Regions from separate parts of the Homo sapiens genome. Here region 1 is linked to region 2. A link is a loop called in an ENCODE intact Hi-C map of the cell type or tissue named here. Cell type or tissue: A673. All regions are shown on one strand. Links, peaks and the distances in the headings refer to the core of each region. The heading gives the core; the rest is flanking DNA. Region 1 overlaps LOC100506207 (a long non-coding RNA gene). Region 2 overlaps LOC105374914 (a long non-coding RNA gene).

Evidence for each region. Peaks named below come from ENCODE experiments on the same cell type or tissue, not always from the same donor. Only the 100,000 strongest peaks of a DNase experiment are listed, where the experiment ranks them.
Region 1: a loop joins it to region 2, with 2.9 times the contacts of the local background. A loop is called at or near these places in 1 of 110 quality-filtered maps.

The regions. Positions count from the first base shown.
Region 1 is chr6:8,491,580-8,507,153 of GRCh38, forward strand. All of the region lies in intron 2 of LOC100506207 (a long non-coding RNA gene), which reads left to right. Among named protein-coding and RNA genes, the nearest start is that of SLC35B3, 64 kb to the left of the region's middle. RefSeq lists an enhancer at 624-793. In A673, for the core only: a CTCF peak has its summit at 8,143 (motif pointing right); a DNase peak (open chromatin) is centred at 8,132.
Region 2 is chr6:8,965,065-8,980,638 of GRCh38, forward strand. The region is part of intron 2 of LOC105374914 (a long non-coding RNA gene); the gene reads left to right. Among named protein-coding and RNA genes, the nearest start is that of HULC, 320 kb to the left of the region's middle. In A673, for the core only: no CTCF peak of the experiment used is centred there; a DNase peak (open chromatin) is centred at 8,667.

The DNA of each region.
Region 1 (15,574 bases), core at 3,728-11,727, 470 kb before region 2:
GGCCATCATTATAGTCAATGACATTTCTATTAAAGTCAGGAACAAGACAACAAGGCCCACACTATCACCAATGTTCTTTTATCCTTAAAATAAATGAGTTTGAGGACAGAGGCAAAATATTATCACTTGTCAATGATAGGCTTAGGTATCTGAAAACTTCCATAGACTATGGAATAAGCCTACTATAGCATATTAGCTAGTCATGCAGAAATATATAAACTTTAATAATAAATCAGTAGTTTGAAAGCACGATAAAAACAAAATCCCAATTCAATACCAAATATAACCTGGGCATTAACCTAACAAATACAAATAGATGTAGAATCTGTTCAGGAAACATTTTAAACTTCCCGGAATAATGTAATAGAAGACTTGAACAGACATGGAAGCTGTCTATGTTGTTCATAGGCAAGACCTAACATTAGAAAAATAATACTTTTTCCTAATTAGCCTATAAATCTAATATGTTTTAATCAAATTCTATTGCGATTTCTTTTAAAAACTTGACAGACTATTCTGGAATTCTTAGGAAGAACAAACAGATAAGAATAGTAAAGATAATTTTGATTAAAAAGGGTACTAAGGCACTCTTTGGCCTCCTAGAAATTAAACACGTGAGGGTTCTAATAATTAAAATAATAAGATAACAACACAGGAACAGACATATTTTTAATAGAAAGAGAAGTCCATAAGGAAACCTAATTATGATGAAAAGTTTATCTTAGGATAGAAATTGATTTTGTGTTTTATCACTGAAGAAAGGATACTTCTTTAAAATGGTATTGGAAAAAAAAAAGGAAAATATAATATTCCAACCCTATTTCAGATCTTATCCCAAAAGAAAATTCAGATGGATTACAATCTTAGTGTAAGAAATGAAACTATAAAATGACAAAAAGCAAGTATAAAGAAGCTTTTACATGATTTTGGGATGGAAGATTATTTTACTTTTGTTCTGCAGGTGCTAACCCAGTAGGTTTCAAATACATATGTTACCCCTTATATTTGAAAATGTGTGGGCAAGACAGGAAATGGGGGGGCAGATACTGTCACAGTGATGGGTGGTGGTGTTACTGATATTTAGTTAGTGGGTGCTGGGGATGCAAAAATCTTGCATGGCATGGGACATTCCCACATGGTAAGGAGCTGTCCAGCCCCAGATGCCAAAAACAACCACACTGAGAATCACATGTTGTGGAACATTAAGAATTATTTTAAAAGGTCATTATTAATCATGAAGTGGTCCAATAACTAATATTTCCTGTCTGAGGTTTTCTCCCTTTCTTCTTTTTTAATGGCAAAATGCCTATAAATGACTAAGACATCTGAATAATGGCTTTTCTGTCCTCTTCTACATACCAGCTGTAACAATTCGTCAAATGTAGGCAACTAGCTTTTAAAAATATAATGAAGAATGTATTGGTGGTGGTGTAAATTAGAGGCATTTGTAAAGAGAGAAGATCTCTGGACAAGCTCACATTCGCTATGCCTCATTTCCTCTCCTTTATTGTGTTGATAAAGGGAAATGGTGTTTATTGGGAGAGGACCAAAGAAGTTGTATTATTTCCAGTTTACACAATTACTGTAAAAGCTTCTCTCAGACAGTCTTACCTCAGGACATTCCGTGAGTCTCACTGTAGAGGATGTCATATGCCAATATTTCTTAGGGTTCTTCTGATTGAAATGCCTTTTAAAAAACTTGTTTGAATACCTCAAAATAGGCATGGCTATTAAAAAGAGAGAGTTGAGTTCTGATAGCTAACATATAAAAGTTTAGTGTATGATAAAAATATTTCATCAGAATTTTCAAAGGGAAAGGGACATTTTGGCTGCAACGAAGAAGGTCACTTCTCAGAAGCGATTCTCCGTTTTTCAGATCTCCCTGTTAACTCAGCAATGGTAACATTGATTTCATACCTTATTATCCAGTTATGTAAATAATCGGAAAGAACAGAATGCCTGACTAAAGTGGTTTAAATGAGTACAGGTTTATTTATTTATTTTTTCTCACATATCAAGAAGTCCAGAGGAAGACAGCTTAGGGCTGGTGCAGGAGCTCAACAGTCTAAAAACTGGGTTCTTTCTGTTTCCTCTGCCATTCTTAGGACATTGACTTTAATTCACATGCTGGTTACCTCACAGTTATAGGATGGTTGCTGCAGCTCCTGGTGGTGTAACATCATTCCAGGCAGGAAGAAGGTAAGTGGGGAGCAACCCCCTGGACCTGTGTGTGTGTTAGTGCCAACTATTGGAGGGTGAGGTCCGTTTCTTTCTGGAAGCAAGGAGAAGAGGGAGAAGGAAATGAAGGAAGAAGGGAGGAAGAAGAATGATAAGAAGCTAGCTAGGAAAGGTAGAAGCGGCAAGACCACTGTACTTCTTAACTTTGACGTGCATGCAGATCACTCGGTTTTGTTAAGATGAAGACTGTGATTCAGTAGGTCTGGAGTGTCTGCATGTCTAAGGAGGTCCTCCATGATGCTAATGCTGCTGGTCTGTGGTTTATGCTTTGAGCCTGATAAAGTCTCTTGAGAGTTGAGTTACTTCAATATAAAACAATTCTAGTTTGTTTTTTTTTAAGTCTCAATTGAATTTTTAATATGTTCAGTGGTGAAATCTGGATACTCTACTTTATTTAAAGTTCTCCCTCCCTGTCCTTGAGTGACCTTGTGGTTGGGCCTGCAGCTGGCTGTCTCATTCTTATGGGGCTTTTGTGCAGGACACTCTTCCATCCTCTGCGTCATGGGAAATTTCTGATTTGCAGTTCTTTCAGGTTGGCTTCTTTATTTCCCCACAAATTCACTTTTCTGCATAAAATCATCTTTTGATCTTGTGGCCACTGAGGTTGGCCTTCTTTTATCTGGGCATTTGGGTGAAACTGAGAGTCTATTTTGTTAGCAGTGTTAGCCTCCAGGTTCTTTCTACTGCATTTCTCCCTTCCAGGAGGATCTACTTAGGGAAGACCTAAGACATCCCAAGCCTTGCTCTGTTTCTTGAGTGGATCTTATTGGGTCCATAGGAGAAACCTCACACATTCTTTGCCCAGACACATTCTGTGACTCCAGGCTATTTCCAATGGAGGAATGTCTCTTTTGTCCACTATCAGGGTAGATAACATGTTATGGATTCTCACACTAGATTTCTCAGGCCTGTGTCAGACCCTCGCCCACTGTGCAGCCCAGTCTCCAAATGGCCCTACTAATTTTTCTTTTTTTTTTCTGGCTGAAGATAAGGAGTCAGCACACTTAACCCTCTCCCTTTGAGGCAGGGACATGCATAGCTCTCTTCAAGAAAACTCTCTCAGTTCAAATGTAACCACCTTCTTGAATGTTTTAGACTTCCGTATCTCGGTTTCCAACCACAACTTTGCAAGTTCTGCATAGAGGATCTGCTAATGGGTTTTGGAATGCCGCGGTGGTTGTCACATTGTAAATATACAGTTGTGCAAGCAGTGCATTGCAGAACTCTAGGGGTGCCATTCACCTCCAAGTCACTGCAGATTTGTACAGTGATGATTTTTTCTTAATTGCACTTTATGCAGTTAAGAAAAAGGAAAGGTTGCCTTTTTCATAATGCACAAAATCCCCTTTTGATCTGCTAGCAGCTAATTTTGGTGATAGCTGTGTCAGGGTCATCAGAGAAACTGAAAAGTCCCTCATTATTAGGAATGTTTTAAATTACTTTATAAAATGTTATGAGGACTTGTATATGTTTGATTCCTTATTATTATCCCTTGAATACCCAATGCAAGTTTTTCTTGTAAATTTTAAATCCTTCATTTGCTTCTTTGGGAGTTTTTAAATTTAATTTTTGAAAAGTAAATATGAAACAGAGGGATTCAAATTTTGGTTGTTCTTTGCATTCAGATATTCTGCAATCAGTAAGTTGAGTTCCTTTAGTTGATTTATATTTCTTATCAATATTTCAAAGCACTTGTTTCCACAAATTTTCTATTTAAAACAATTTCTTATTCTTGCATTATAACTTCAAAAACCTTGCTTTTGGCTTTGTTTTTTGGCTCTTACATCACTTACAAATTTTTAAAATTGATTACCTTGTTTTAAAGGTTGATGACTGCCTGTCCAACTCCATTCCCATCTGGCCTAGAATGTTTAAATTGGCTGTCAGCCTTTTTTTATTTTGCTATTTTATTTATTTATTTATTTATTTTTAAATTTGCTTTAAGTTCTGGGATACATGTGCAGAACACGCAGGTTTGCTATGTGTGCCATGGTGCTTTGCAGCACCTATCCACCTATCATCTAGGTTTTAAGACCCGCCTGCATTAGCTATTTATCTTCATGTTCTCCCTCCCCTCTTCCCCCACCCCCTAACTGGATGCAGTGTGTGTTGTTCCCCTCCCTGTGTCCATGTGTTCTCATTGTTCAACTCCCACTTATGAATGAGAACATGGCGGTGTTTGGTTTTCTGTTTCTGTGTTAGTTTGCTGAGAATGATGGCTTTCAGATTCATCCATGTCCCACAAAGGGCATGATCTCATTTCTTTCTATGGCTGCATAGTAGTCCATGGTGTATATGTACCATTTTCTTTATCCAGTCTATCATTGATGGGCATTTGGGTTTGTTCCGTGTCTTTGCTATTGTAAATAGTGCTGCCATAAACATATGTGTACATGTGTCTTTATAGTAGAATGATTTATATTCCTTTGGGTATATACCCAGTAATGAGATTGCTGGGTCAAATGGTATTTCTGGTTCTAGATCCTTCAGGAATCACCACACTGTCTTCCACAATGGTTGAACTAATTTACATTTTACACCAACAGGGTAAAAGCATTCCTATTTCTCTATAGCCTCGCCAGCTATTGTTTCCTGACTTTTTCACAATCGCTATGCTGACTGGTGTGAGATGGTATCTCATTGTGGTTTTGATTTGCATTTCCCTAATGATCAGTGATGTTGAGCTTTTTTTCATATTTTTTTGGCCACATAAATGTCTTCTTTTGAGAAGTGTCTGTTCATATCCTTTGCCCACTTTTTGATGGGGTTCTTTGTTTAAGTTCCTTGTAGATTTTGGATATTAGACCTTTGTCAGATGGGTAAATTGCAAAATTTTTCTCCCATTCTGTAGGTTGCCTGTTCATTGTGATGATAATTTCTTTTGCTGTGCAGAAGCTCTTTAGTTTAATTAGATCCCATTTGTCAATTTTGGCTTTTGTTGCAACTGCTGTCGGTGTTTTTGTCATGAAATTCTTGCCCATGCCTATTTCCTGAATGGTATTGCCTAGGTTTTCTCCTAGGGTTTTTATGGTTTTGAGTTTTACATTTAAATCTTTAATCCATCTTGAGTTAATTATTGTATAAGGTGTAAGGAAGGGGTCCAGTTTCAGTTCTCTGCATATGAGTAACCAGTTTTCCCAGCACCATTATTAAGTAGGAAATCTTTTTCCCATTCCTTGTTTTTGTCAGGTTTGTCAAAGATCAGATGGCTGTAGATGTGTGGTGTTATTTCCGAAGTTTCTCTTCTGTTCAATTGATCTATATGTCTGTTTTGGCACCAGTACCATGCTGTTTTGGTTACTGTGGCCTTATAGTATAGTTTGAAGTTAGGTAGCATGATGCCTCCAGCTTTGTTCTTTTTGCTTAGGATTGTTTTGGCTATATGGGCTGTTTTTTGGTTTCATATGAAATTTAAAGTAGTTTTTTCTAATTCTGCGAAGAATATCAATGGTAGTTTGATGGGAATAGCATTGCATCTATAAATTACTTTGGGCAGTATAGCCATTTTCATGATATGGATTCTTCCTATCCATGAGGACAAAATGTTTTTCCATTTTTTTATGTCCTCTCTTATTTATTTGAGCATAGTGGTTTGTAGTTCTCCTTGAAGAGATCCTTCACATCCCATGTTAGCTGTATTCCTAGGTATTTTATTCTCTTTGTATCAATTGTGAATGGGAGTTCATTCATGATTTGGCTCTCTGCTCTGTCAACATGCTTTGACTAGTTAGAGGCATCATGCTACCTAACTTCAGACTATACTACAAGGCTACAGTAATCAAAACAGCATGGTACTGGTGCCAAAACAGACATATAGATCAATCGAACAGAAGAGAAACTTTGGAAATAACACCACACATCTACAACCATCTGATCTTTGACAAACCTGACAAAAACAAGGAATGGGGAAAGGATTTCCTATTTAATAATGGTGCTGGGAAAACTGGCTACCCATATGCAGAGAACTGAAACTGGACCCCTTCCTTACACCTTATACAAAAATTAACTCTACACCAATTATTGGTGTATAGGAATGCTTGTGATTTTTGCACATTGATTTTGTATCCTGAGACTTTGCTGAAGTTGCTTATCAGCTTAAGGAGATTTTGGGCTAAGACATGGGGTTTTCTAAATATAGAAATATGTCATCTTCAAACAGAGACAATTTGAATTCTGCTCTTCCTATTTGAATATGCTTTATTTTTTTCTCTTGCCTGATTGCCCTGGCCAGAACTTCCAATACTATGTTGAATAGGAGTGGTGAGAGAGGGCATCCTTGTCTTGTACTGGTTGTCAAAAGGAATGCTTTCCAGCTTTTGCTCATTCAATATGATATTGGTTGTGGGGTTGTCATAAACAGCTTCTATTACTTTGCAATATGTTCCATCAATACCTAGTTTATCGAGAGTTTTTAACATAAAGGAATGTCAAATTTTATTGAAAGCCTTTTCTGCATCTATTGAGATAATCATGTGGTTTTTGTCATTGGTTCTGTTTATGTGATGGGTTATGTTTATAGATTTGTGTATGTTGAACCAGCCTTGCATCCCAGAGATGAAGCCAACTTGATCGTGGTGGATAAGCTTTTTGATGTGCTGCTGGATTCAGTTTGCCAGTATTTTGTTGAAGATTTTTGCATTGATGCTCATCAGGGATATTGGCCTGAAGTTTTCTTTTTTTGTTGTGTCTCTGCCAGGTTTTTGTATCAGGATGATGCTGGCCTCATAAAATGAGGCTTTTTTGCCCTCTCTTCACCTTTTGCCATCACAGGGTGGAAAACTCCCTGGGATCATGCTTACACCACCATTTTTGGAGTATGGGACCCATGAAGGAGCATATACCTCTATTGCATGTGCACATGTTTCTCCTATCATAAATATTCATCCACCTCCTATAGCTCACTAAATACGTATATTTGGCCGCCCCATTCAGGATAAATTCTTGTCCCCATTTCCCCTCCCTCAAAGTGTCTTTTCTGGCTTCTGGCCAGACGCTGTGCTTCCCAACCCATCAGACAGCCTGGCCACCCTGCAGGCTGCAACTCTTTATGAGAAATAAAGCTCTCCTTTCCAAATTAATATTATATATATATAATAATCTCCTTTCCAAATTAAATATATATATATTTCCAGTCTTTATCCTTTTGAGTGAAATATGGAATGAGATTTGTCTATAGGTTCGTCTATATGCATACAGATTTATAATTGTATAAATTAGGCAAAGAACATTTTATGAAAGCCTTTTTATAAGAGTTTATTTTTTCTTGAAATTTTCTGTAACAGATTTTTTTTCCAGTCATTTGCGGGGGACGGGGTCTATATTAGAACCTACAGGGAGATTTAAATTATTTAAATTATCCCAATTAAGGGGGATATTTTTGAGTCTCTTGATCTGATGATTTAATCTTGTCATTGCCCTTCATAACACTTGCAAAGCTTAGCAAGATCACGAAGAGAAATTGCATTTTATTCTAGAATCTGTGGTAGAAATCTCTGGAGTTTATCTTTGTAATTTCTCATTTTTTTCCCTGTAAGAACCACCAATGCTCATTCCACTATCTATGAATAATTTTAGTTGACAATCAAAATATATTAACCCCCAGTGACCCGAAAGCAATGAAATCCACCATTTCCTATTCTGAAGACTGTTCGGCAAACACAGATTTAAATCTCTTTACACTTCAAAATTTTTTACCAATGAAAAGCTCAATGAAATTGCCTACAAATAATTTCTGGATAGTTTAACTTATGCTTTCTGAATTACATTGCATTTTATCCTGCTGATAGAAACTATAGTAAATTTTCATTGTTTAAGACCTGATTTTAGAGCTGCTCATGAAGACAATTCCATTCAGATTCAGTAATAAAAATCAAACTTCCCTCCACTTTTGGCCAGAAGAGGGAAGCAGTTGACTGCATCTGAGGCATCTGTGCATGGATTCCAGCAAACTTTTGTACTTCAAATTAATTACCACTCAATAATGTAATAGTTAAAATAATGCACAGCTCTCAAATGTCACTTTGTAAAATTAAAGGAAATGTATAAGGTATGTATTTTCTTTTCGTTCATTTATGTCTTGAAATTACTTAGCTTCTTAGACTGTGTGTTTGTGAAATTTAACAAACACTGCTAACTGATAGTCAATCTCTGCTTTAAGTCAGACCTTTACCATTGGATTAGAAAATCAATAACCAAACACCCAGAAGACCTGCCTTATTGGTCTAAACTTTTGCCTCTGACATGAGAAAGTTATTTCCTAATCGTTCCACACAGTTAAATGCAAGCTCCTGGCAACATGGGATAATATATGTTTACCTCTACAATTGCTTATATTAATATTAGGCTGTTATTTTAATTTTAATTTTTTCTTACTTAGGATGTGATCACTCACTTAAATTGCTCTTTTATTGTCTTGTTCTTGCCTTATCTCTGATATATTTGGTAAAGTACCAGATGAACTTCAGGCTCATCTAAAATGTTTCCCTGAATTAGTTTGTGCTCCAAAGGCCATGTGGAGTACAGCATTGAGGAAAAGTTTTCTGGATAATTCAATTAAAACAAAAAACAAAAAGCAAATGAAGCCCCTATCATTGAGTAAACATAAGAATTTAAATATTTCTGTTGGTAATTGTACACATTTCCTTTTTCGTTTTGAGTTGATACTAGTTCTGTTTATATAACCAGACACTGTATGATAACTGAATGGCAAGAACTCAGTCCACTTGCCACCAAGGTACATTGTATTCATCTAGGCCTCACAGAAATAGGGTTACCAGATGACCCGTATGAATTTGTCACTCACTGTTCTGTTACAGACCTTGTTTTAGTAAAGTGATGTGGGTATTCATTTTCTTCACTGTATTTTTTTATTCCTGCATATATTTAGTTTTTAATTTTTTTTCTTCATTTCACCCTGATTAAATTCTCATATTAGGAGCACTTTAGTAAAGGGCCTAAAATAAAAACATATACCCAAAGAAGTCTCAGAATGTCATTAGTGGCCGGGCGTGGTGGCTCATGCCTGTAATGCCAGCACTTTGGGAGGCTGAGGCAGGTGGATCACCTGAGGTCAGGAGTTTGACACCAGCCTGGGCAACATGGTGAAACCCTATCTCTTCTAAAAATACAAAAATTAACTGGTGTGGTGGCAGGCGCCTGTAGTCCCAGCTACTTGGGAGGCTGAGACAGGAGAATCACCTGAACCTGAGAGGCAGAAGTTGCAGTGAACCAAGATCATGCCACTGCACTCCAGCCTGGGTGATAAAGTGAGACTCCATCCCTCCCCCAAAAAAATAAATAAAAAAAAAGCTCAAAATCTATACTCTATTTAAGTGAATAAACAATTTGTGGCAGATTAAAGATGGCAACAAGTTTTTTGAGATTCCTCCCAACAAGAGATGGGGTTTTGTCTTTTTTTCCCTTGAATCTAGGTAGGTTCTATTATTTTTTTGACCCACAGGATATAGTGGAAGTCAGGCTGTGTTGGTATCCTGACCAAGGCTTTAGGATACTGGAAGCTTTTGCTTTCTGTCTCTTGAAACACTTGACCTTGAATTCCACCTGCCATGCTGTTTGGAAGCCCAAGCTGCACTGTGGAGCAACCCATGTGAAAAGGAATGGAGGCTCTGGCTGAACTTCTCGTTGACAGACAACACCAAATTGCCAGCCATGTGAGCCAGCCACCTTGGAAGTATCATCTCCAGCCCCAGTCTAGCTGCTGTCATTGTATGGGGGAGAACTAAGTTTTCCTTGTTAAGCCCTTTTCAAATTGCTGATTTGTGAGCCAAATAAATGATTGTTTTTGCTTTAAGCCAAAAAGTTTTGGGACAGTTTGATTTACAGAAATACTTACCTGAACAATTGTTCTTCAACAAAAATAATCATCTCCCAAAGAAGCTTGTTCATAATAAGTGATGTAAAGCTGACAGTTTGGTCTTCAAAAGCCTCTCATACTGTTAGGAGGGAAATGAAGCAATCAATATAGGCTTGTAATCAGCATTAGGGAAAGTAGAAAACTACTGATAAGTTTTAAGCCTTCTATTCTACAACACCACTTCAGAATTGAGTGCTAATTGCTTCATTGCTGCTGAACGGTATTAGTAGATTTAGAATTTGTACAATATACCAAGCATGTAATTGTCTCATGACACCATTTGTGCACTGAACAGCAACGCTTAATGTGGACAATAGACTTGGAATGGATTTTAGAAATGCTAATTAACAAAAAAGTTCTTATTGTATAATAATGTTTCAAGTGTGTTCCCAACAACTTCAATTAGCATAGAACAACTAAAGCAAAGAGCAGGGGAAGTTAAATAATACTCTGTTCTGTTCCTTTCTGTATCACGGACCTGCAGACCAAAACTAGAAGACATGGTCATCTTTTTTATTGTTTTGGAAGGTAAATTCTCATTTTCACACGATTTATTTTTATAAAACAACTCTTTTTAGGGAACAAAATATTCATTTCTAGTTGGAGCAGTATTTCTGAAACTTTAGCAGGTATCAGAATCATCTGGAGAGCTTGTTAAAACATTGATTTAAAAGACCCAATCACAGAGCTTCTGATTTGTTAGATCTGGGGTAGGAGCCAAGAATTTACATTTGTAACAGGTTCCCAGGCAATGTTGATGTTGGTCTGGAGAACACACATTGAGAACCACTGGATTAGAAAAAATAATGTATAATGAATGATTCGTAAGTCCCAGCTACCTAGAAGTGAAAACTTAGCTGTTACTATTACCTAAGGTATCGAGTTTAGAATTATTAATAAACAGTAAACATTCCTTGAATGCCTACTATGAACTAGACACTGTGGTAGGTTTGAGGAGCTTATACCCTGGTTGAGGAGAAATATGGGGTCATATGGGGACAAATAGGAGGAAAATCACCTACTCTTAGGGTTTATGGAGAACTTGTTGTAGGAGATGACTCCTGAGTTAAGTTTTGATATGAGCAAGTGTTGCCTAGGTCAGTAGAAGCTGAATGATTCTTACAGACAAAGAGAATAACCCAAGAAACTAATAAAAGGTTGAAACAGCAGTTTTTATTACAAGAATGAAAGCATGAGGTATAGAAAAGTAGGCAATGATGTAGTTTTGCTCTCAAGAAAGTAAATTTGAAGATAGAAGAGAATAATATAGTTTTGTTTTTAACAAATATTTGTGTGTTACCCAGTATATGGAAGTGGTTTTATTGTGTGTGTTGTTTGTTGTTAAAAAGTGGCTTGGTTTGCATTTTGTTGAGATTTTAAACATTTTCTCATGGTAATTGATTAGAAAAAGGCAAAAATGGGGATAAAATTTGTCAAGACTATTCATTTTAGTGATTTTAAATAATCTGTTCTCTTAATGAATCACAACTATGCTCAATATATTGTCATTTCTAAATTTTGAATTGATTTTGTTTGGTGAGAATTATTTTACCTCAGCTAATGTGAAACTGCATATGTAGCTTAAAACAGAAATGGCACTTTAAAATAAATTTTCAGTGTCAAGTAATGTCAAATCATATTAGTCAGCTTGAGTATGTTAGAAACTAATTCTTTTTTGTTGAATTTCGAACTGCTTCATGGGCAATAGAGGGACTGCACGTCACAGTTACCACCCTCCCCAAAATATAATGTTCACTTCAGAAGAAACACTTCCTTCTTCCTCAGACAGGAAAAAAGGGTGGATAAATTAACAGGAACTAAAAGCAGAGGCACAGCTACTATATCAACAAGTAATACAAAAATGCGTGAAACAGAAAAATGCTCATGGCACCTGAAGTTAACATTAGTCTCTTTTCTATGTATCAAGCTGACATATTAGAAAATAAAAAATTATGTATATTTGATTTTCATGTATATATGAAGCGCATATCTTGAATAACAAAGGCATCTCAATTTTGAAGCAAGCAATTTTTTAGGCAAATCCAAAAGCAAGAAAATGATAAAATAGGTCTGTATTTCAAATAGAATATAAAGACATAGTGAACAAGAAGAAAATGAAGCAAAAGGAGTTCAGTATGATGAAAGAAAGTCTATTGCTTTAGTAGCTCACCAAGTCAAAATCCTCAGGAAATGCACAATCTTTGTTGTGTTAATATGACTTCAAATGGAGCTGTTTAAATCGTTTACTAAGATTTAATAGCTAAACATGGGCACAGTAACAGTATCTTTTATAACCTTTTTGGGTCAAAGAATATTCACACATTTATTTGTGGGTAGAATATGCTTAACTCTTAACAATATAATGGTGCTGTTTGACATCGCAAGAAGGGTAAATAGTAACACCGCAAAATTATGACAACTATTTTTAAAATGTAATTAATTTAATTAGAGCACCAGAAACAAAAAAATTCTGGAAAAGGAGCAGCAGGAGAGAATTTCACTAACATCTTTCACAAATCTCGACTCTAATTCAGTGTTTAAATAATCCTTTTGTCAAAATAGTGAACTGGCTTTCTGCAAAGGACGTCTTTCTGCAAAGGGCATCTTTGAACTGGTTTTTACTTGTGGAGCTGTTTTGTGTACTGAAGAGTATCCACTTGTCAAGCTGCCATTCTGAAACCCAGATGAGTAGCTGAGAAGCTCATTTTGCTTGCCCTCGGGACAGCTAAGCTTTACATTTTTGATGACAATGGAATGCAGTAGTTTATGTCAGGTGTGTGTGTGTGTGTGTGTGTGTGTGTGTGTGCGTGCATGTGCGCACCTGCATGTTATTCAGCTTCTGTTTGAGGTTCACCCTACTTAATTACAAAGTAAGCGTGAAGCAGGGAACACCCTTTGCAACTACCCTTCACTTTTCATCTTAGAATCGTGCACTCTGCAAAAATCTGATTTTCTCCCCATTTTAGTTTTAAAAACAGTTTATATAAAAACTGAAAAGCAACAAAACAGAAATTTCAGAAATGTACACTAAGGTGCTTTGCTTGCTTTAAAGATGGAAACACTGTGTTTCTTATTTCTATTGCATTTTAGAATTTAGAAAACCAGAAAGAATCCAGAAGGTCTTCTATGGCCATTTTATTAAACAGCCATAGGTCCTGAGAAACTGATTCTATGTTTCTGTAAGTTTACTCAGAATTCCAGTGACACCAGCTTTACTTCTATAAAAAGATATTATTGATGATTAAACTTAAAATACTTTTGAGATTATTATAATTAGAAATTAAACAGATATTATTGAATAAAGCAATAATTTCTTAAGCTACAGTATTAAGTAACGTATTTTATAATATCTACATAGCTAACAAAATATCTGTATCATAAACCTTGGGTATATATAACTCAGGTGGTTTGTTTCTGGGAATACGATCATAATAGGGAGAAAACTCAGTGACATAACAGTGACAAAATAGCTTCAACCCTACCTTTAGTTGTATAATTTTGCTGAAGTTTCTGCATATATATAGCAAAGGAATTGAACTACATCTGTAAAACTCAATTTCTAAAAATTCCATGGTTAAATAAGTAAACAGATCCATAGGAGGGAAAACTCTACAAAAATTCAGGAAATGTGATTATCTCTCTCCCTTCCTTCCTTCTTTTCCTTAGTTGTTTAGCTTATGAATCCTGCCTTTAATGAAAGTGAAAAAATAATATTAATATAGCACATGAGAAAGTTATGTTAAAAGCTTAAAAGAAGAGATGGAGAATGGTAAAGATGCAATTCAAAGAAGTGATAAATGTCTGGGATTAGGAAATGATGTTCTGGTAGAGCTATTTGTTATATCAACAACAAGACTGAGATAGGAAGCTCTGAGCTGAAGGATGTATGTAACGAGTGTCAGGGAGGCCCTGGAAAAAAAGCTCAAGTCAATGGCATTAGCTGAGCAATGGAGATTGAAAATTAGGTTTACATATTTCGATGCACCCAGATCACAGCCATGCCAATGGGTACTGCATTTCAGGGACTCTTCCTTTGCTGACAGTTCAGTTTTTCTAGAACACCAGTCTCACCAGGTAGACTTCCAAGAAGATAATTAATTTTCTGCTCATGCAGCAAAATGTGTAAGGGGAAAAAAGCAAACATTCCTGGCCATATAGAAACAAATAAGGCAGATGGGAAAGGCAATGTAGTATGGCAAAAAATTCACAGACCCGACATTGACTCTTACAAGATATTTTACATAGGGCAAGTTTTTTTATTTTTAATCCTTTTGATTGTCAGTTTCCTCATGCATAAGATGGAGTTTATACCAGTCCTCACATAGCAGTGATGTGAGGATTAAATGAAGCAAGACTTGTAAAGCGTCTCACATACTGCCTGGAAATAATGGGTGCTCTCCCTTCAGTTTTTCCTTTTCTCACTTTTTATACTTTTCCTTTTTCTTGCTCCTGATGTTTTCCCCACTCTCTCACCAAGTGAGAAACAGAAGTTTCCAAGTAAAAGATCCTCTTAACATCCAAATGGCCTGCTGGGTGGCTCCTCAAGGTCTTAGAGTCTTAGAGGGGGATGGTTCTTCCTAAGAATCCCTCAGAACACAGTTTCCAGTATCTTGGACTCCTGAGCTGCTCTCCAGGGTGCTGCTGGGCATTTTGAAGATTCTCTCCTCAATGGGGAGTTGCTTTTATCTTCCTAGGGGCTCTAAAGTGCTTCCTGGAATTCGAGCTTCTGTAGAGATATTTATTGGCAGTGACAGACAGAGCTCTTTATCTTTTCAAAGAGCAGCTCTACCAAGAAGGAATTGTTTGGCCATGTCTAGGAGTACAGGGGCAAATCTGGACATGATTTTACTGCTTGAACTGCAAAGCTATTTGGGTTAACACTGAAATTAATTTTTTTCTGAGCTATATTGTAGGATAGCTTTATATATAAAGTTTACTTTGAAACCTTCCAATGGCACCTCTTGGTTTAATCAAGATTGACATTTTTAGTAATCCCAGTAAAGACTCTATCTAGGGTATTGCCTTAAAGTGTGTCTCAAAAATACCTGAGAAGTAGGACTCTATTTGGATCTAGCCATCGTGCCTGTTCGATTGTTCTTGCCTGGTAGTCAGGGGAACACAGGACATTTTCACACCATTTTCAAATTAGTTCCGTTTATGAGGGGTGATACTCATCATGTACTTGTAGACTAATGGGTGCAAAATACAGATTCTACCCTCAAAAAGTGCAACCTTGAGATAGGGTGATGTTTCAGATCCATCAGTGCGAAATTTAGGAAGTAGAACTGGTATGGTTTGGCTCTGTGTTCCCACCAAAATCTCATGTTGAATTGTAATCCCCAATACTGGGGAAGGGACCTGGTAGGAGGTGATTGGATCACAGGGGCAGATTCCCCCCTTGCTGTTCTCATGATAGTGAGTGAGTTCTCACCAAATCTGATGGTTTAAAAGTGTGTGACACTT
Region 2 (15,574 bases), core at 4,037-12,036:
GGATCACGAGGTCAGGAGATCGGTGCCATTCTGGCTAACACGGTGAAACCCCGTCTCTGCTAAAAATACAAATAGCTGGGCGTGGTGGCGGGCGCCTGTGGTCCCAGCAACTCGGGAGGCTGAGGCAGGAGAATGGCGTCAACCCGGGAGGCGGAGCTTGCAGTGAGCCGAAATCGCGCCACTGCACTCCAGCCTGGGCGATAGCGCGAGACTCCGTCTCAAAGAAAAAAAAACAAAAAAAAAAGAGAGAGAGAGAGAGTGAGAGAGGGGAGTCAGCCCCGTCACCCAGGCTGGATGAGGTGTAGTGACGTGAGCATAACTCACAGCAACCTCAAAAACTCCAGGGTTCAAGAGATCCTCCTGCCTCAGCCTTCCAAGTAGCTGGGATTACAGGTACAAACCGCCGCGCCTGGCTTTTATAAACTATTTTATAAACAAATGTTCTTCTCTAGTTCTAGACGATTTCTTAGTTAATTCACTCTTTTAAAAAAAATATACACTTGTTTTTGTTCTATGCTTAAAATGGTTGCGTTAAAACATCTTAAAAATAGGTAAAAAATTATCCCAAATCCCACCTTCAGTGATAACTACTATTTCCCCTGTAACAATAGTAAAGAGCCTTTATTTTTGTTTGCCTGATATTCATTCGCTCTTTTGCTAAGGATGGTGTAGGTTTTTTGTTCTTTGTCTTTCTATACATTGGCGAAATTAATCCAATAGATAGCTGCACTAGTTTTTCCGTTTTATTGTCCATACACCTGCACCATTCTTTATGTTACAATTGTTATATGTAATACATCTACTTATAAACTCCACAAGACAATGTAGAGTTTATATTATACAAGGCAATATATTTTAGTTTCAAGCAATGGTTTACAATATAATTAAGAAAAATCACCTCCCCAAACTAAAGATAGCCTTTTACATTTACCATTTCTGATTGTTTTTCTCCCTGATGATCAGTTTCCATTTAATATAATTTTCATTCAGCTGGAAGAATATCTTTCACACTTCTTGATCTGTAAGTCTACTGACAATAAATTCTCTTAGGTTTTCTTTTAGTTAAAAATGTCTTATTTTGTTTTCATTCTTGAATATTTTCACTGAATATAGAAATCTAATTAAACAGTTTTGGTATTTTCCCTCACAACTCAAAGATTTTATTCGTGTTCTTCCGGCCTCTGTGGTTTATTATAAGAGGTAAGCCTTTAATTGGATAGCTGTTTCCCTATAGGTAATGTGCTGTCTTTCTCTTGTTGATTTCAATATTTGGTGTTTATCTTTGGCCTTCAACAGCTTTACTCAGTGTGTGCCCGTGTAGGTTTCTTTGATGTTTATTTTGCTTATTCTTTGTTTAGAATATTGTACCTGAAAACTTCAGATATTTTCAACGACTGTTTCTTTGAGTATATCTTTTTCTTCTTCATTAAATATCTTCTGTCTTCTAATGTAACCGTCATACGTATGTTTGACTATATGAATATTATCTGACACATCTGTGAGGTGATATTTATCTTGGTTTGTTTTCCTCTCTGTTTTTGACCTTGAATCATTTTAATTTTTCTGTCTTTAAGTTCACACACTGTTTCTTTTGTCATATCTTTGACAAAGTTAATTCGGTAGATTTTTTATTTCAAAAAATGTTCTTTTTTATTATGAGAATTTCCATTTAGTTTTTCTTCTTATTTCTGTTTCTGTGACGTGGTATTTTGTTTTATTTTTTCTCCTTGGATAGTTATTAATAGCTCATTTAAACTTGTTGCAACATGTGACTCATCTTGGGTTGGACTCAATTTCTTATTTCTTGAGGATATGTTCTGTTTTCTTAGTACTTCTCATATTGGATAACTTTGGATTATGTCCCTTATATTATGAATACTGTGTTCAGAGGATACTGGATTCCATTATTATTATGTGATAAGCATTTTTCCTTTTGTTTTACAAAGTCATTTTTAATGCCTAGAATTCAACTGCTTTCAGAATCATTCATCTGGCTCTTTCTCTATGGAGATTTGTGTTGTCTTTTCAGTTTTCCTGGTTTCTTGGCTTCTCTTATCTTCTTCACCAGATCAGGAAGACTGGAGCATTTCCATGCATGCCCTTGTCTCTCCTGAGTGCTCTGTGGACTGCACCTAGCTACAAGGTAAAATTGCAAATTGAGAAACTCAGTTTCTTATCTACCTTCCTCCAAGTAGCTTCCACTCCACCACATTCTACCTGCTTATGGCCGGGTGTGGTGGCTCACACCTGTAATCCTAGCATTCTGGGAGGCCGAGGCAGGCAGATCACCTGAGGTCAGGAGTTCAAGACCAGATTGGCCAATATGGCGAAGCCCTGTCTGTACTAAAAATACAAAAAATTAGCTGGGCGTGGTGGGGTCCACCTGTAATCCCAGCTACTCGGGAGGCTGAGGTAGGAGAACCGCTTGAACCTGCGAGGCAGAGGTTGCAGCAAGTCAAGATTGTGCCACTGCACTGCAGCCTGGGAGACAGAGTGAGACTCCATCTCAAAAAATAAAATAAAATAATTCAGTACCTTCAGAATTGTAACAAAAAAAATTGTTTTCTTGTTTGAACCGCTAAGATTCTGTTCTACACATGTGTAGTTCAGATATATATGAGTCAGTGAAGTGGGGAGGCAGAATTTGGGGATTTGTTTCCAGTACTTTCCCTTCTGGGATTTCCCATTCTTTTCAGTATTTATAGCTTCCAGGCTTATTTTTTCTAGTTTTCCAGCTAGATATATTTTGGAGTTTTCCAGGTACATTCCCTGAGCTGTCACTTGCCCAAAAGACCGAACCTAGCCCCTCAAACATGGGAATTATTTGTACAACTCCTGTCTCCCCTTATAGCATAGATTGTCTGTAAGAATATATTTGCTTCTGTTCAGTATTTTGTACCTTTACGTAGTTTTTTTTTTTTTTTGGTCCAGGTTTCATAGTTATTGTCTGCAGAGAGGTTCCCCCAGTAGAGTCTAAGTCCAGTATACTGAGATGTGAAAAAAGTCTCGTGATTTTTACATGAAATTTGCTTACTATTCATTCACTCTGAATTTTTTCTTCTATTATGTCTTTGATAATTTCCTTTTCTCCATTTTGTAATCCCCTATTTCTGAACTTATTAGAGATTCGTTTTTCTTCACTTAATATTCTATGGCTTCTCTTTTCACTCAAAAAACTTTCTGAAGTTTATTTTTCCAAATTTTCTTGTCTAATTTTAGTCAGTTTTTCTATTTTTGTTAATCATTGTATTTATTGCTACAGGATATCTATGTTTTAAATTGAAGCAGCAAAAGAACTGAGTGGGATATTTGTAAGCCTGGGCCAGTGGGTGACTTTTATTTAGAGAGCAGATGGGGACCCAGTGGCAAATATGTCTAATGCACAACAACTACTACAGTTCTGTTTAGTTTGTTCAACAGCTTCAGAAAAGAGCTTTCTAATTTTCTGTATGAGAGTGAGCTTTATTTGAATTCTGTTCATTAGGGTAGGTGGGTAAGGATTGTCATAGGAGAGGAAGGGTGAATTCTTCTTAAACAGACCTTTCGTTATCTTATTTCCAACCTTATTTCTCACTCTGCTTTTTTGTTTTTTTCTATTGATTCAAGGGTGGAGCTTCCCCAGGATTCTTTGCGTGTTATCTCCTTTTTTCACACAGCCCTCCCTATTTATGGTTTCTTCTATTTCATTCATCTTTTATTTATCTCCCTTCAGAGACTGCAGTGCTCTAGCTGGGCAAGTCTGGTGTGGGGAGGGCAACTTTCTTCAGGGAGGCCTTACAATTAAAATCTTTTAATTGCCTGTGGTGAGGCCTCAAAAATGACACGTAGGTTTTTAAGCAGAAACTGTACTCCTCAATATCCATTTTCTATAATCACGCAATATACTGCACTGTTATTACTCTAAAGTTATATTTTATATAGATCAAGAATAAGAATAAAATACTTTATTTTAGCTTCACTTATTCTTTCTCTGATACTCTTACTTTATTTGCATTTATTTTAGCTTCAACTATTCCTTCTCTGATACTCTTCCTTTATTTGCATAGCTATGACCTTCTGACTTGTAGAGTTTTCATTCTTCTTGAAGAATTTCTTACAGGGAAGTTCTGCTGATAATAAATTCCACTAGGTGTTGTTCATCTGAGAAAATCTTTATTTCTTAATTATTTTAAATGATAATTTTACTGGCTATAGAATTTTAGGCTATTGAATATTTTTCTCTGAATACCTTAAATGTGTTACCTCCCTCCTTTCTTCTTTGCATGATTTCTGAGAAGTCTGCTTTACTTTTTTTCCTCATTCATCTTGTCTTAGCCAATTAGGGCTGCTATAACAGAATACCATATACCATGTTGCTTATAAACAACAAAAAATTATTTTTCACAGTTTTGGAGCCGGGGAGTCAAAGATCAGGGTGCCAACATGGTAGGGTTCTGGTGGGGGTTTTCTTCTGGGTTACAAACTGGCAACTTCTTACTTTGTTCTCACATGGTGGGAGGGGCTAGCTAGCTTTCTGAGGCCTTTACTGACTAACCACCTGCCAAAGGCCCCTCCCCCTGGTATCATCAACTTGTTTTTAAGATTTCAATATATGAATTTGGGAGGAACATAAACATTCAGACCATAAGACCTCTATAGATAATGTAGTCTTTTCCCTGGCTTCTTTCAAGCTATTCTATTTGTTTTTGATTTTCTACAATTTGAATATGATATGCTTAAGTATAGATTATTCTGCTGGTTGTACTCTGATTTTTCTAGATTTGTGGTTTGGTGTCTGTGAGAAATTCAGTAATTTTGGAAAATTCTTGACCATTATTACTTCAAATATTTCTTCTGCCTCTCCTGTCTTTTCTCTCCTTATGGTATTCCAATTATACATATGTTGCATCTTTTGAAATTGTCCTACAATTTTTGTATGTAAACTTCTGGGGTTTTAATTTTTTTTCTCTTTGCATTTCAGTTTGTGAAATTTCTATTGACCTATCTTCAAGCTCACTGGTTCTTTCCTTAGCTGTGCAAAGTTTACTGCTGAGCTCATCAATGACATTTTTTATTTCTTTTTGTAGTGTTTTTAATTTCTAGAATTTCCTTTTGATTCTCAGTGTGTCTATATTTCAACTATATTGTGCATATGTTTATGCATGTTGTTCGTTTTTCCCAATAGAGCCTTTAATATATTAATCATAGTTATTTTAAATTCCTTGTATGATAATTTCAAAATATGTTTCAAATGTAAGTCTGGTTCTGATGCTTGGTTTGTCTCTTCAGTATGTGCTTTTTAAAGTTCCTTTAGCATGCTTTGTAATCAATCTTTTTTTGAAGCAAAAATGGGGTGTCAGGTGATAGAAATGAGGCTTTAGTGTGATTGTTGTATGTTTATCTGGCTACGAATTGGGTTTTTTAATGTTTCCTGTAGCTGTAGATGGTGGAGACATCAGATGCCTCTAGTTTCCTTGTTGTTACACTTGTTATCTTTGGCTTTCCTGAGTACTCCTACTTAAATAAAGTCTATATATTGAAGCTATTTCCACCACAATGCACTGCTGTTATATTGTGTGGGGAATGGGAAGCATTCTATAATCTCATAATCAAATCTCAGTCTTTTAGTGAATCCATATCCCTGAGCAATAATCTTAACTAACACTTTTTAGCTCCCATCTCCCTTACACAAGACAGAAAGAATAGAGGGGACTAGAGTTACAGAAGTGTATTTCCTCCAGTGGAATATGGTTTGGGTAAAGATTTTTCTCCTTGGAGAGACAGTTTTTGTTATGGAGAATGCTCTGGACATATTTCACATAGTTACTCTTTTTTTTTCCCCTGCGAGGGTCAGTAAGAAAAATTTTATTGGCTGTTTTCTGCAGAATTTTTGGTGAGTTTCTAGAGGTGTAAACCATGAAATAGCATAGGCCCCTGCTAAGATTTCAGGCCCCTAGAATTTCTGACTCTCAACCTAATCCACACTTGGTCTGTAGCAATGGATAAAAATTACCACTTAATGGTTTTCACCAGTTTTTGAATCCAGCAATTTTTTTTCAGGTAGGCATATCTCGGCTGATGTATTTACTTCATTTGTCTCTCTTAATTTTGGAGTGGCAGTTTTTCTAATTACCTTTATTCTCTGATGAACCTAAGAAAAGTTGCTGATTTTCAGTTTTTACAGCTTTTTTTTGTTGTTGTAAGGACAAGGGTGATGACTTCCAAGTATTTCACACTTCAGAGCGTTTTAGCTGAAATCATAGTCATTCTTTTTTCTCCTCTAATTCTGAAACTCCAGTGATTTGCTAGATAGGCTATTTGCTATTGTTCCACAGAACATGGGAACAATATGCTTTCATTTCACTTTTATGTTTACGTTTTTATTTTGTTTTCTACTTTGTATTTTTATTTCACTTTTTTCTCCTTTTATATTAGTTTGTATATTTTCTATTGTCCTACTTTTAAGTTCACTGATTCTTTCCCTCTGTCTACCCTATTCATAGGCCTCTAAAAAATTCTTTATCTTTAATATTTTATTTTTCATTTCTCACATTTCTATTTGACTTTTTTATTTTATATAGTTTTCATCTCTTGGTGAACTTTCCTATCTTGTCATAAACATTGCTCCTATATAAGTTTAGTGTGAAAGTTATCTGAAATTAAACACATAGCCAAACAGGATTATTAACTTTTGTTAGAAGCACATATACTAGTAATTTATTTCTTTATAAAAATAATATAACCAAGACTTAGTCTATCAATGGTTAATTTACCAGTAAGATTTTGTTTGAATCTAAATAATAATTATAAAGAAAATCAACATTACGCTTTACTGGTAAAACTGGATAGAAGCCATTTTATGAAGGCTTTGGATAGGCAAAAATTATTTATGTATTTGTGCTAACATTTTCCAGGGAAAACTTGGTCATTTCCACTCAGTAGAGACAGATTTTTATAGGAAAAGAAATTGTAAAAATATTCTGCCTTTGGGGCAATTGTAAAAATGTTTTAATGTGCCTCAGCTGGAAATTTCTGTGTTTTGCCAAATTAAATGATCATTTTCTCCCTGCAAAAAGTGTCTTTCATGTTGGAAAGGATTTGAGAATAGAGTGTATTTGAAAACTATGTAAACCATTTTTGAATTTTCACTGTTTGGCATGAAAATGCTGATTTTTCATCTTAGCTTTAGCTATCAATGTGAGGATTCCTTTCAATAAAAAAAGGTGAAAAAAATTACCCACCTTAAGTTGCAGGAATAACAATATACTTTAATTTGCAGTAGAAAATGGGTGGTTGATTATACCTCTTCCCTGAAAAATTTTGAAGAACTTTAAAGAAAGTTTTACTTTTGTTCTTCCTCCAGTGGAATAAAAACAAAACAAAACAGTGTTTCTGTAATACTGTTTGTTGAAGATTTAATAATTAGACTTCAATTATGATTTATTTTCTATTTAACCAAATAAAAGCAGACTCACTAAGTGTCAAGTGGGTTTACAGTTGGTTGAATTTCTTTTTAGATTTTTTCTGATTTATTCTAAACTTAATAACCTAATACCTTAATATCACAAAACTATATTTTTTCTGATACTGTTATAATCTGATAATAGATTTTTAAAGTTGTCAAATATTATATCCTGCTCTCATTTAAATACTTTTCAGTGACATATACACTGTAATTGAAGGTGGTCATTTCTTCTCAGTAGAGACAGATTTTTACAGTTAAAAAAAGAGAAAGAAATACTGACTTCAATAAAGGGAATCACTGCATTACTTGAGTCTTAATAGTGTCTCTAAAGATGGAGGGCAAAGGCAGAAATTTCATAAAGTTGGGGGATCTGGTGTAAGTGGACTTTTCAGCATGTAAGTTGGATTGTGATTAGGTAAGGCTGATGCGCTAACAATGGAGGGTGGTGGACACAGAGATGTAAGGATTCTGAAGTGAATAATTCAAAAGTCGGTATTGGAAAGTAAGCAGCAAGCTTTTTAAAAGAAGTTTCTCTTATCCATACCAAAGAAGGGTATGCAAAAAACTAAGAGCTTTATTACAAATTAAATCAGGATAGCTCATAAATTTCACAATCAATAATTTTTTAAACAAAGGAATCTATTGCCCACCACGAAGGGATTTTTAAAAATCTAGCAGTAAGGTAAAAATGTAATTTACATTTTCACTCTTTTTTACATTTCAAATATATCTTTATTTATCATGCAGTTAATATCACACTAATCAAAATTTGTGGTTTTTATCAAAATATTTACAAAGGTAATGAGATACTTATTCATGGCTCTTAATGAAAGAGACAAAATACCTTTTTGTTCATGTATGACTTTACCTTGTATTTTGATTTAACAGCAGCAAATCCATTATTCTGAAAACCTAACTAGTTAAATTGTTTTTATGTCATTTACTGACTTTATGCTTCTGGATAAAGAAGGAAAAAAGAGAACTCAAAACTGGTAAAAATAATATAGCTTCTTAGCCTTCAGGGGGAAATTCTTTATTAAGATACACTTTAAATGCACTTCTGATAAGCTTCTTTCACAAACAGGAAGTCCATATAGAAAATAGGCATGCTCATTTGCAGCTTTAATCATAACACTTGTATTAATAGCATAAAAGGAAACCTCCAACACTTACTTTTAAAGGTTTTATTTTAGGCTTCTTATATTAATAAGGAATGGGGACACTGATAGCTCAAATTTTTCATGTTTAAAGGCTCATTTGCAAAAAAACAAAGTAAATGGGAGAAAAATAATTTATGCAAGCACTGCTAATCCAGCTGTTTTGCTTCTGGGCTTAATTGGATTTACCTAGCATTGATATTTGGTGTCAGCATGTGTTATATCATCAACACAAGCAATAGTTACCCAACATAAATGAGGCAATGAAGAGAAGTGAACGCCAAGATTACAAACCTCAAACCAAAGACAAAATATTATTTTATTTGACTCAATCTTAGCATAATTACTTTTTAGCCATGTGTGTTATAGACTTCCTGTATCAGCTTGATGCTGCTATCTTCTACATTTCTGTCCTTTATATCTATCTGCTAAATATAGGCAGTGAAGAAAACTAGTGTTCGATAAAATGACTTTAATAATGGTTACACATATCTTCTGCCTGGCCAAGTACTCCTATTAACTGTAAAAATGCATGCATTGTCTCTAAAGGTAGGAATGTGACACCTGAATTTCAAAGGCAGGTATACGTCATCGGTAACCAGGTCTTTGCTATTTACATGTAGAAAAATGAACTTAACCTTTAAAATTAAGCAATAAACAGCATGTTTAAGAAATAATTTGCAAATATATTTACTTACATATGTATATCTATTATTCCGTTCATCTGTGAGAATATTAAATGTCTTCAAGTGAATATCAGGAATATTTTATTTAGAAAATACATGTAAGAAAGATTACTATTACTTAAAGAAAAATATTTTAATAGAAATGTTTATGAATATATATGTATTTACTGTATGTATTCATCTCATATATGTATGTGTCAACCTGAAATATATTTTGTATATAAATACATATTCATATTACACATCTAAATGCATTCTACATATTTTGCCACATACCTCATACTCTTTCATCATTCCTTGCCCTATCTACCTTGTTTGAACACATAACCCATCCTTTATGTTAATACTCCTCATCTTCCTTTCCTATCCTAGTTTTCCTTTTTTTATTGCAGTTATCATCTCATGTGCTAAATAATGCATTGGTTTATTATATCTGTTGTTTACTGAGTACTGTCTATTTTGCTCTACTCTAAGATAAACTTCATGAGAGAGAGGATCTTCCTTTGATTCACGAAAATACCCCAGTTTTCTATAATAAAGCATGACATGAGTATTATAGGTGCTCAGTGACTGAATGAATGACTGGATATGTTACAAACATTATGTGTGTGTACATGTTTATATACGTCTGTGTATGTGAGGATATACACACACTCAGATATGTGTGTATTTAGACTTCTAAATCATAATTTTCCTATGACTTTTTCCTAATTTTCCTTCTTCTGGTGTTTAAGCCATCCTTCTCTTCTGTGTCATTTATGGAATACATAAGCTTAGAAGTTTAATTCAAAAGGTCCAGCATAGTTTCCTAATATTCTGACTTCAGAGTTACTTCAGAGTTCTAAGATATATAGTTTATCAAGCAAAATGATTAAAAAATAGTCTTTTTTATTTTCTCAGCTTTTGGATTGCTATCATAGTGCTCTGAGCTTGGTTGACCAGTATTTCTTCCAAGTCAAATCAAAGGGAAATTACTCTTGAGCTAAATGAAACAATCTGGATTGTATCCAATAGCATCTCCCAGTGAAATGGTCACTCTAGCTCAGCAGGATCCTCTGAGCCAATATAATTCAGATGAGTTTGAGTGAAATGCAAACATTATCATTCTGTATCAAATTAGGAAGGTATTATACACTATCATGTAAGTTGGCAAATCTAAGGTCCAAAAGACTCAGCTTCAAATATTTTTATCAACACTGGCCATGAAGTTGGGCTGCCAAAATTCAGTGAGCCGTGCAGGTGAATTTAACAGTATTGTGAATTGTATTATAAAAAATTAAATCTTTGTTCATTCAGGTCTCTGCCCAAAATGTCCCTCCTCAGTGATATATAACTAGTATCCTCTTCATGCACTTTTATATTGCCTGTTATAATTTATATTCATTTTGCCTATTTGATTTCTATCTGTTCTATTCACTAGAATATAAGCTCTGTGAAGGCAAGAACTTTGCATGCTTTGTTCATTCCTGACTGTCCAGTGTTCAGAAAAATATTCCTGATAAAGTGTAGGTGCTCATGTCATAGTTATTAAATCAATGAATGAATAAAAATAAGTAGCATGAGGAAGAAGATGTGCCTTCTAAAGAGCATTTTATTGGCCCCCAAGACTCTTCTGCATATGCACTCCAAAGGATACATAAAGAGCCCTGGCACTGAGCTTTTAAAATAATAATTCCCTTTTCTGAAAAGCATTTATAATATTTCCTAGAAACCACTCTGAAACGAGAAAGAATTCACATTTATCGCAAGTCAAGTGTGAGATAATTCAACACCTATGATTTCATAACTACATGCTTAGTCCTTAGAAATGGCCTGATTTTTGAGATATTTTGCTTTGGAGACACAAGGTTGAGTTTTAATATGAAAACCAAAAAAATAAAAAAAATAAATATGTTCCTGAGAAAATAAATGAGTGGAGAAGATTGCAAAAGATGCAGACCTTTGGTTGTGGGGCGAGAAAAGATCAAGGTTTCTATTTTAGACAAGTTAAGGTTAAGATGTCCCTTAGGGGTTCAAAAAGATATGTTGAGAATATATGGATATTTAAGCCTGGAGTTAGGAAGTTATCACCATATAGTTATTTAAAGCCATAAAAAGGAAGTGAATGTAGATAGAAAGAAGAGGTCTAAACATTGACCTCTGAGATACTCCTACATTAGGCAATTGGGGTAATTGCATTTACCAAGTAAGAATAGTTATAGGATTTACCAATAGGAATACTAAGAAGCAGTAGTAAGAGAAGTAGAAGGAAAAACAGGCAGCTGTGGTGTTCTGACCATCAAATATAGACGAATATTTGAAATGTTGGGATTGAAATGCTGGAATCTATATTGTTTTTAATGAGTTTTGAAAATATTCTATAAGTCAGTTTTAGATCTATTTATTTTTCATCATAAAAATGGCAAGCACATGACGGAAGTATTTGAAAGGACAAGAGAAATTAATTCATACTCAAACTCAGTAAAACAAGAGCAGAGATTTTCTGGACTACCTAAAAGCTACTAATTATTTAAGTCCTTTTGGTCATTTTCTTTTCATGCATGTTCTTAAATACTGAACTAATATTATGTGTAAAATTTTTATCAAGCTTATTCATTATGTTAAATCATAAGCATTTTAAACATTATTTCCTATTTACTACTGTTTAAAAAAATAAAGCAATAATAATCCACAAGGGGTTGAACTATATTTCTTAACTTCTTATTGGTTAGAATTTATCTTTCAAACAAAAAATATTTTTGATAACCAGTTGTGCCAGGTACAACAGAAGGAAAATAGTCCAGAGAAAAACATGTACAAGTAAACAATTTGTTCAAATACCAGATTTAGAACTTGTTGGTCTTTATTATATATCAGATATTGTTCTGAGAGATTTTCATTTATTATCATATTTAATCATTACCAAACCTTATGAGATGGATGTTATTAAGAGGATAAGTATGTGCACAAGTATGAAAGAGCTTTAGGTTATTAAAACAGTTACACAGTTCTGGAAACTTAAGAGGGGCTGGTTCTTGACAAGGGGGTTGCTGTCAACAGACTCCCTGGAGAGGGTAGCCAGGGTTGCCTGAACAAAAAGATGAGGCCAGTTAATACAGTGCCCATGTGTTATCTCAAAGAGATCCTGAAGATAATGGAAGGCCTTCTAGAGCCTTTAGAAACTGCAATGGCATGATAGATTTATGATTTAGAAAAGCTACTCCATAAATGAGGCTAAAGCCACACAGGCTGGGAAGAAGGTGATAGTCATGAAGCATGAAGCAGGCCTGAGAGAAATATTATTTTTCTTTGCTTAGGAATATTTCTCAGAAGCAAAATATTGGGTTAAAAACTAAATATTGGAATGGAGCATGATAAATAAAAGATTTGGTAAGCCCTGAGTGCATATAAATGGCTTTATTTTGATAGTTTTTAGTTTATTTTTTCCATTATTGGTATCACCTGGCCAAGCTAAGAGTAATTGCCATTCTTTTCTCTTTATGTTTGATTTTAACAGTTTGAGTCCAGGTGTGTGGGTGTTTGTTAAATTCCCATTCTAAATAATTTCCTAAATTTTGACTCAAATTATTATTGCTATTTTCATTACTATTGTTATTATTATTACTATCATTATTATTTGTGAGGTCCTAGCTTTTCGTCATCTCATACATGGGTGCACTTCCATATGAATTAAGCAATAATGCATATTTTCTTTTAGAAAATGTATCATTTTCATTGCCAGTTTTCCACAATATAGCCTTAAAGTACTCATTGATCCCTTCATGTGTATCATTCTTACTCTTCTCTATTTCTTTGTGAGGTTTAAGTTTCCCCTTTGTTGTCATTCTCCTTCTGCTTGAAGAACTTTCCTTTAGTATTACTTGGCACGACAAATCGGCTGAGAATGAATTCCCTCAGCTTTTCTTTCCTTCCTTCCTTCCTTCCTTCCTTCCTTCCTTCCTTCTCTTTCTTTCTTTCTTTCTCTTTCCTTCTTTCCTTCCTTCCTTCCTTCCTTCCTTCCTTCCTTCCTTCCTTCCTTCCTTCCTTCCTTCCTTCCTTCCTTCTTTTTTGTCTGAGAAAGTATTCGGCTCAAGTTTTGGAAGATATTGTCACTGGTTGTGAAATTTCATTGACAAGTTCTTCTTTTTCTCTCTTAGTCTGTTAAAATGATCACTCCGATATGTTCTGGGTTTGTGTAGTTGCTGAGGAAATGTCTGCTATAATCCTTATCTTCATTCCCCTGTATAGAATGCTTCTTTTTTCTCTGCCTTCAAGATTTTCTCTTTATCTTTGGTTTTCATAGTTTAACTATGATGTGTGTAGGTGTGTCTTTGTTTTGTTTTTATTCCACTTGAGGCTTTCCAAGGGTTTTAGAGGTATGATTTAATGTTTTGATTCTTTTTGTAAAATTCTCAACTACTACTTCCTCATTTTTTTTTCTGATACATTCTCTCTCTCTTTCCTTCTTGTGGGACTCCAATTTCATGTAAATTATACCGTTCGATATTGTGCTGTTGCTCTTTGATTTTGGTGGTTTTTTTAAAAAAAAACACTTATTTTAACTCTGTATTTCAATTTCAATTTGAATTTCAATTCAAAAAATTAAATAATTTTTATTTACCTAATTTCAGACTCACTGAATCTTTCCTCATCTGTGTACATTCTATTTATGAACCTCCTAAGGATTTACTTTTTTATGTATGATTTTTTAAAATGGTTTGTTTTGGGTTTTGTTGTTGTGGTTTTTTTTTTTTTTAACTTACAGCATTTCCATTGTACTCTTTCTGTATACCTGTGCTAAATTTTCCCATTTGCCCATTCATATTGTCCATCTTTTCCACCAGGTGTCAAAATATTTAATCAATTATCTTAAAGCCTCTGTCAGTTAATTCCAATATATGAGTCATCTATCCTTATGTTGCTCACTTTTTTCTTGATTTTTTTTCTGTGTATATCTCATAATTGTTTATTGAATATCAGATATCATGCATAGAAGAATAGTAGAAATGCAGGAAGATAATATTTATACCTAGCAATGATTGTACCTCCTCTTTTGTTCTTCAGTTAGAATGTAGGGTTTGGCCAATCTAATCAGGAGTTTATGTGGTTTGGAGTTTTTGTTGCTATGATTATCTTCAATGAACTATAGACTTCAAGCTCCTCAAGCTACTCAGGATAGAGTCAGGATAGAGTCTCCTAGGTTTTTCTGAGAGTCCGTTTGTTTTTTCCCCATTCATTGTTAGTCAACACTAAATACTTGCACCACAGAGTATAGTCTCCCTCCAGGTTCTTGCCACTTTCCCAGTGATAGAATACCATACCAGGGACTTGGTGCTTGGCTAGTGGTAGAATTGGGAAAGTTCTTTGTTGTTCTGGTACAACCTCAATGTTAGGCAGGACCAATGTGTCTGGGCATCAGGAGTGATACATTTTTACTGTTTCCATACTTCCTCTTCATGGCATTTTGTGTATGTGGGGTGGGAGAGATAATTCTCCATCAGTCTCTTTCCTTCTGTACATCTGACCAGCAGACACACTGACAGCCTTTTTCTTCATTGGACTTTCTTTTCAAGAATATTTGTATAGTGAATATCTTTATAAGATAAAGATAGTGCCTTCCTCTGATGCCTGTCCTCTGCAGATTTGTTTGCTGTCTAATACAGCAACAATACTGTTTGCAGTATAATACAGACATATTTTTCTTCTGGGGCAAAAGTCAGGTAGATTTGTTTGTTGTCAATTATGAAAGATTGGAGCATCCTACATTAGGGCTCTTGTTCTGTAATGCAACTGACTGCATATGAAAGCATCATCTGACCCTCATCATCATGTCACCTTATGGGTAGTGGGGCTCAGGGTACTGGGGAAAGAAAACCATGACACTCTGACTACCACTATTGCAGTGAGTATTAAACTGCGTTCTGTCTCTGACCCAGCAGCCTCATGTCATTCTGCCAGCACTTAGAGAATTGTGTGAAACTAATGAGTTTTTAGCTTGTTAAGGTAGGGTAAAATCTCACACCCTTCATACTTCTTGAAAATCTTAGGTAGAAGTTCCCTGCCCCTCCATTAGTGGAATCAAGCCTCCACTTGAAATCTGTGTAGGATCCTGGGTCTCAGACTGTTTTGTATTTCTCCTCCCCAGGAATACAGGGTTCAACCTTTTCCCTAGTAGCAATGGAGTGTTGCCTGTGCCATAAGAGTTATCTTCTATCCAGAATCTAATTGAGTTTTCTTCTTCTCCTTTCTCATAGACTTAAACCATTTGCTTTATTTTTGTTTTAAAGTCTTCTACAAAGTGGACAGAG